Regions from separate parts of the Homo sapiens genome. Here region 1 is linked to region 2. Evidence: chromatin contacts called from ENCODE Hi-C or POLR2A ChIA-PET data. All regions are on one chromosome and are shown on one strand. The core of a region is the stretch at or near the end of the contact, and the rest is flanking DNA. Distances in the headings are between cores, read along the strand shown. Region 1 has its middle 210 kb from the start of RUNX1. Region 2 has its middle 36 kb from the start of RUNX1.

Evidence for each region. Hi-C counts contacts between places; a loop is a spot of excess contacts on that map. ChIA-PET counts read pairs that join two places held with the same protein, here RNA polymerase II (POLR2A). Pooled maps may share reads with other maps.
Region 1: a map of endothelial cell of umbilical vein shows a loop between it and region 2 (2.1-fold over the local background). The contact joins two enhancer-like sites. A Hi-C loop is called at or near these places in 1 of 168 maps with a recorded cell type or tissue (endothelial cell of umbilical vein) and 9 of 50 pooled maps. POLR2A ChIA-PET finds 5 or more read pairs at or near these places in 2 of 52 experiments (MCF 10A and activated CD4-positive, alpha-beta memory T cell).

Annotation. Positions count from the first base shown.
Region 1 is chr21:35,254,165-35,258,030 of GRCh38, forward strand. No RefSeq gene overlaps it. Among named protein-coding and RNA genes, the nearest start is that of RUNX1, 210 kb to the left of the region's middle. Within about 2 kb of position 2,452, at least 29 of the 41 ENCODE cell types and tissues checked have a DNase peak (open chromatin) inside an H3K27ac peak, as active enhancers do; they include endothelial cell of umbilical vein, where a contact is called at or near this core.
Region 2 is chr21:35,083,235-35,086,717 of GRCh38, forward strand. No RefSeq gene overlaps it. Among named protein-coding and RNA genes, the nearest start is that of RUNX1, 36 kb to the left of the region's middle. Within about 2 kb of position 1,842, at least 3 of the 41 ENCODE cell types and tissues checked have a DNase peak (open chromatin) inside an H3K27ac peak, as active enhancers do; they include endothelial cell of umbilical vein, where a contact is called at or near this core.

The sequences.
Region 1 (3,866 bases), core at 1,202-3,701, 170 kb after region 2:
GGAGCAAAACATTTTTTTTCTTTTATTAGTAAGTCCCATTAACTCTGGTTCTAGCTTTCGGTACTCCCTGCCTTTCGTAAGGAGTGTCACCCTCACAATGACACAATGTTCTGCCTGTTTGCATTACTAAACACAGGAGGTGCAATGGGGAAGCAGGCTGCTCATAAAAATGAGTTCAGACGCTTGCTACAGACGTGACAAATACCAAGCTGATTTTTATGCAGGGAATCCTGTCTCATTTTATGTGAAAATAAGGTAATAAGACAAAAGGAGCTATAGGACTCCAATTTTAGCTTTTTTAAAAAAAACAACATAGCCATACTGATATCCTATGAATCACTACCCCTGCAGTGGAGTCATTTTTTACGGGGTGTGTGTGTGTGTGTGCGTGTGTGTGCTTGTGTGTGTGTAGGGAGAGAGAGATCCCTCTCTACCCATTAGTATAAAAGTTGGATTTCTCAACAGCTTGACAATACTGGAAACGTCTCGTCAGTGGTTACTCCATCATGATAAGTATTATTGTGTGATATTTTTTTTCTTAACAGAATGAAAACAGATGTCATTTGATATTAATGCCTAACCCCAAGTCAATGGTAACAATTTAAGAAGATACTTGAAGAAAAGAAATGAAACTGTAAATAGAATTGTTATAAAGTAAAAACTTCAGGAGTTTATTTCATCTTTTAAGAAAAATCAGTTCCATTTCTTTCTCTCTCTAGAGAGGTAGACAAACACACACAGAAATTCTTTCTCACTTGGAAAGGGTAGCGCCATTTAACTACTGTAGTCATGAGATGGTGAGGGTGGTAGCCAGGAATGGCCCTAAGTGATCAGCAGGATCAGGGAGAGAAAAAAAGCACCCTGTGAGAATGCTGAAGGGTTTGGGAAGTGTTTCTAACATTTCACCAGTCGTTTTTACTTAGCAGCTTTAGATTTTAGATTAAAACAGAGGAGAGATGAGGAAGGCAGACACCAAGATGGGGAATAACAGGGCAGGAGCAACAGAAACAAACAGACACATTCTCAAAACCCATTTGTTTCTGTTACTGGGGCTATTCTCATTCCTTTCTCTTTATACCCCATTGATACCCCGATGTCCTCTTCATTTTCCCCAGTTGTAGAATTTCAGTTGGCCTCTGACGCCATGAGAAGAAACGAACTCAGTCCAGGCCAATGCAAACGTTTTCCTACAACTCTCTCCCACTTTCCCAAACCCTCCTCCCCCAGCAGTGTCTTCTAATGGCTTCTGTACTCTTGATTTAAATCGCCCTAAATCCCATCCTCTCTTCTACTTGATCCTAATGACTAATCTGTTCTGCCAAGAAGAGATGACACTTCTTGTCAGCCCTTGCCTTCCTGTGGTCAAAATTAATTCGTTCACCCAACATTCATTAAGCACCTACCATGAGGTAGACAGTGGCAGGCAACGCCATCACAATCTCTGCCCTTGAGAAACCGCCACAACTACAGTGCTCTATCATTCTATACGAATGCAGACGGCACAATCATTCTCTTTTGAACCTAGAATATATATTTTCAAAGGTTCAGATCTAAAAAATTGTTTAATGAATTAAAGTACCTAGCAAACTCTCCTGGTCAAAAATAGCCATTTAATTTACCAAACTCTATTTAATGCAAGGATTTTATTCTTGGGAAAGGAAACTAATTCCTTTTCTATTGTGGCTTTCAGCCTGGTCTGACTATCAGAATTAGGTTTTGGATCTAATCACAAAATTAACTTGATGATAGCAAACACAAATCGTCAAATCAGATTTTTCTACCAAATAAATGCAATGGAAACAAGATCTCTCCTATCTACGGAAACCATGATCTCATGCTAGAATTTTAGGGAAATAAAGCTTGAACCCTAATGACTATTCATATCAGGAAATATTATTTCTTGTTTGTTGAAATGTCTACCTGTAAGGAACAAATCTAAGATACTTGCCTTTAAAAAGTTTAAAAAATAATTTGAAGAAAAAAAAAGGAAAATAGGTCTTGTGTCAGTGTTGAGTTAGTTCAGGTAATTATGTTTCTTTCTCCTAAAATAATCATATTTTGTAATTAAAAAACTCACAACAGCCTTTCATCGTATTTTTATACATTCCCTTCTGTGTTATTGAGAAACTTGTATAAGCTCACAAAATATAAGTATGCTCTGCTTCTCATGTATTTTTTCCTTTGGATGGTTTTGATTTGTTTTTATTGTTGCTCCATTGAGTAACTTTATAACACCATAACATTTTGTAGAAAAGGATTCCTAGATGAATGAAACCTTTCTGAAATCCTAAAAATCTTACCTTTGCCAAGCTAGCCTTACTGGCATGAAGCCTGCTCCACTTCCTGGTTCTGACCAATAATTTTCTATGCGAACGTCATCATCAAAGCTTGCAGGACAACTTGTGTGGAGCATTTCCAGATACCCGTCCTCCCCTCTGTTATTTCAGTCAACAGCTGCTCAGCCTGTTCTTCCCATCACCGTTCATGATTGCGTTAGACAAAAATCCACCTTTAAATAAACTGTGAAAACTGAGAACGGCAAAGCAACCAGTGGCAACTAAGAGGCACTCTGCTGTTATCAACCTCAGCTCACAGTCTTGGGCGCATGCCCAGCAGGACTAAATTCTCTATACAGCAAGGGAGAGTTTCAGCTGACCTGCTGTGAATGCCCCAAGTGAGTCACTGCCGTTAACTCCATCAGTGCCACTTGCTGTCTACTTGGACATTTCTGAACAGCTGCTTGGCTCTAATGTCGACCTCTAACTGGAAATATGGCCTCGTCTGACTCAGTTTCAGAAGAGAAAAAGGGGGAGGCAGAAGGGAGGAGAGAAAACACACATGCCCACTCTCAATCCAGATTGACAACTTTGTTTTTTTCTCATTGATTGTGGTAGAAATAATTGTTGATGAGGTGGAAATACTAAACCCAGTTTGTCATAGTTTCTCTATTTTGTCTCTTAATATATTCCTCATGAAGTTGGATTGGGATCTTCTACTGAAATTATACGCTGCTGTGGAAATTCACAGTCCTTAAGAGCTCACCCCATTTCCATATTTTGTTTTTAACATATCCACTGAATTTTCCAAACACAAAAGTGAATATTTCTTTTATTCTAAAAATGTTGTTCATAATATTGAGAATCCATTTAGAATCAATCAACATTTTTGGAGTACTTGTTAGAACAGACTTCTGGGGTAGACATTAAAAAGGATTCTGAGAAATATCAGACATGCTTCCTGGATTCAAGAATTTATAATAAAATGAAGAGAAAAGGCCTTGTTCAAACAGATGGCCCAGGAACAAGATGAGACAGTGTGCACAGAAGTGTCACATGCCTGCTACAGCTACTAGAATCTGTGAGAGCTCAGAGAAAGGCTCTGGGCTGGTGGCTTTAAATCCAGAATGATGGTAACTGATACTAACAACTGAAGTGAAATTGACTTCATAAACATGGACGATGTGTCATAGCTGGGCATGCAGCCCAAGTGTCTAAGTTGAAGACTGAAAAATGCTCACATGGCCTCAGTATTTCATTTCAGCAAAAATCCGTGATTTATATGTGTATTGTTGTATGCACAGGCACATGTACACATGTTTTTAAACTCTTATATTGCCAGAGACACTGAGGAATTGATCATGTACTTATTCTCCTGGGATCATTTACTATTGTGTGGACAGTGAACAAGCACCAAGCCGGGTTTCTGGAGTTTAACCCAAAGAAAGACAAATAGATGAAATAGCATAAGGCTTCTTCCATTTTGAAGGTATCTTCTACCTGCTGTTTTTATTTCTTGAAAGGAGATTTCAGAGGAGAATAAAGATAGGTTAATTCTTAGTTTTATGATGATAATAATATAACTATAGA
Region 2 (3,483 bases), core at 592-3,091:
AATTAAAAATTTTGGAACGTGTAGAAAATTGATATATTCAAAGGTAGAGGAAAAGAAAACATCCTTGTCAGGAACAGCATAAGGTGGCCAAGTATTTAATCACCCACTCATTAGAAAGATATTTGCATAGTGACATCTACGTACTAGAGTGTGGCACAATAAAGATGGATGCAAATTATCTGACAGTCTTTTGATGGTTGTCTGCTGTGGTTTGGAAATGTTTCCCCTCAAACCTCATGCTGAAATTCAATCTCCAGTGTTGGATGCAGTGGGGTCTAATAGGAGACGTTTGCATCATGAGGGCATATCCTTCAGGAATAGATTAATACCCTCTTTCTTCAGGGGTGAGTGAGTCCTCACTTCATTAGTTCCCTCAAGAGCTGGTTGTAAAAAGAACCTGATGCCTCCCCACCATTCTTCTTCTCTTGCCATGTGATCTCTGCACACAACTGCTCTCCTTCACCTTGACCCATGACTGGAAGAAGCCTGAGGCCCTCACCAGTTGCAGATGCCCGATCTTGAACTTTCCAGCCAGCCAGAATTGTGACCCAAATAAACCCTTTTTCTTGATAAATTATCCAGCCTCAGGTATACCTTTATAGCAACACAAAATGCACTAAGACACTATACTATTTCTCTTCCACTTGAATCTTAGCTGGCCTGGGGCTACTTTGACCAATGGAGTTTGGTGAACGTGATGCTATGCCATTCTGGACTTAGTCTTTAAGAGGACTGGTACCTTTTGCTTGGGCTTTGGCCTCTGAATCAGGCTGTCATGCTGAGGCCATGTGTAGGCCTAGTCAACAAGCCCATCTATGCTCCCAGATGACGGCGTCAGCTGCCAGCTTTGTGAGTGCGCCATATTGGATGTCCACCCCATTCAAGCCTTAAGATGTAGAGATTGCATTAGCATCTTATTACCCACTTCTCTGAAGCTCAAACATGGCTTTTCTGGAAAATCTTTGTAACATTAGTGATCAGAAGTATTTTGCTTATAGTCTGGATTTCTTAAAATGAAACTTCGGAAGTTTCGTGTCATCATCGGCATGCATAAATGACGTACATTTTTCCAGGCTGTTAGTCTTTTCCTTTTAATGACTCCATGTCCAAGTAACAATCATTCTCTTCTTAGAAACTCTTCTCATTTGCACTAAAGTGATTCTATTCAAGAGAGCTTTGCCAATATATTTTAATATAACCCTTACACTTAATATCTAACTAGTATGTATCTGTCTGTTTACCTGCTTATTCATCCATCTCATGTCTCAAATTTCAAATACATCTCCTATATATATATGTGTGTGTGTGTGTGTATATATATATATATATAAAATACACATATGTACATATTCACACCTCATATTTTAATTTCATAGTTTCTTGAATGGATTAATGGATTCAGTTATTTTTGCCTTTCATTAATTTTTCTGGAAACTAGCTTTGTTTTGTTCTCCAGATTCCTTTTCTTTGACTTTGATATAAATCTAGAGAAAAGTTACCAGTGACTTATTAAATATTGACATCCCCCACCTACATTGATTCCTATACTTTTCTTTCTTCCCGCTAATTTTTGAGGGATAATGATAATGCCTGCCATTTTTTAGTATTAGTATGTGCCAGAATGTAGGCTAATGTCATCACAAAGTTATCTCTTTCAATTCTCCTAACAACCCTTAGAGGCAGATATTATTTTTCTCATTTTACAGTTTGGGAAGCTGAGACTTAGAGAAATTCAGATACTTGCTCAGGGTCACATAGATAAAGTTAGAACCACGATTTGAATCCAGATTTATCTTGTGAGATCATAATATCCTGCCTTCCTGTCTTCTTATGTATACTGACTCACACAAAGGAATTTATTTGGTCATTCATCCAGTCGTCTCAGAAATTCCTCAGTCATCTTCTGTATTGCATAGTTTAGCTAAGCTATATTAGATGAAGGGCCAATAAAAATAAATAAGACATGTTCATGTTCGCAAGGAGCTTTTCTGAGCAAGAATCTGAGCCTTGTTTAATTTTATCAATAAAATGGGATTCTATATATTTCTTGCAATCTTTAATGTATGAATCAGGATAAGCTGTGTTATGATGCAGTAACAAGCAACCTCATGATTTCAATGATTTAAAACAAGGTTAATTTATTGCCCATGCTATTTATCTCCTGAGGCTTAGGAAGGAATTCTGTTCCATGTTGTTCTCATTTTCACCCTAAAATGCAGGACAGTTTAGACCAGTAATGGTCACAGTGGCAGAAGAAAATAACTCTGGGGGTCTCAATGGGGGGCTGATATAGTTTGGATTTGTGTCCCCACCCAAATCTCATGTTGAAATGTAATCCCCAATGCTAGAGGTGGGGGCTGGGTGGGAGGTGATTGGGTCATGGGGGTGGTTTCTCATGAGTGGTTTAGTACCAGTACTATTGTTGCGAGTGAGTTCTCATGAGCTCTGGGTTGTTTAAAAGTGTGTAGTACCTCCCCCCTCTATCTTTCTCCTGCTCTGGCTGTAAGACACACCTGCTGCCCCTCTGCCTTTCACCAAGATTGTAAGTTTCCTGAGGCCTCCCCAGAAGCAGAAGCTGTTATGCTTCCTGTACAGCTTGCAGAACCATGAGCCAATTAAACCTCTTTTCTTTATCAATTACCAAGTCTCAGGTATTTCTTTATAGCAATGAGATAACTGCTAATACAGGCACTTTACTTATACTCACAATGCATTGGCCAGAGCAAGTTGTATCCCACCACAGAGGAGCCAGGATGGGGAATCCTCTAGAAGGTGGAAGTGCCAGAAGAAGGAAGAACCAGAATATCTGGAAACCAGCACTAAGGACTACCATATATATGATAATTTAAGAATTTATAGTCCAATATATGGAAAAACTTTAAAAACAGAAAACATTTTGTGCCTGAAATATTATCAGTGGCATGAAATTCTATGGGGAAATTTGATAATTCTGAGATTTTTTTTCACATTCCTTCTTTCAGGCTATGTTAAAGGGGCAAAAAAGGATATTTACTAGAAAGGTTATTATGAGTCCTTTATTTTTTGCTTTTTCAATCTATCAGACACTGCTTCAGCTAACAGCTCTGAAGGACCAGCCAGAGGTGGACAAAACCTGCTATCAATAACAAAACGAAAAGCTGAGTAGAGTATGCACACATACACACACACACACACACACACACACACACACAATCTGAGTAAAGACTCACTAAAATGGACTAGATTTGAGGGTTCAGTATCTTAAAGAGAAAGCCTGCTCATTGAGGGAAAGAGAAACCTGCCATTCTATGCTGATTTTCCCCTAAGGCTTTTTCCTGTCCATATCCTGGGCAAAGAGGCTGAGCAAGTGAGTCAGGAATAACTCAGTGGCAAAGAGGAAGAGACTCTGAGCAGAGCTTTTGTGAGTCTCGTGGCCCCAGGGAGACAAAAATTGATGTTCAGCCCTGCTAAGGCAACCAGGACTTGAGGGGCCAAAATTCCAAA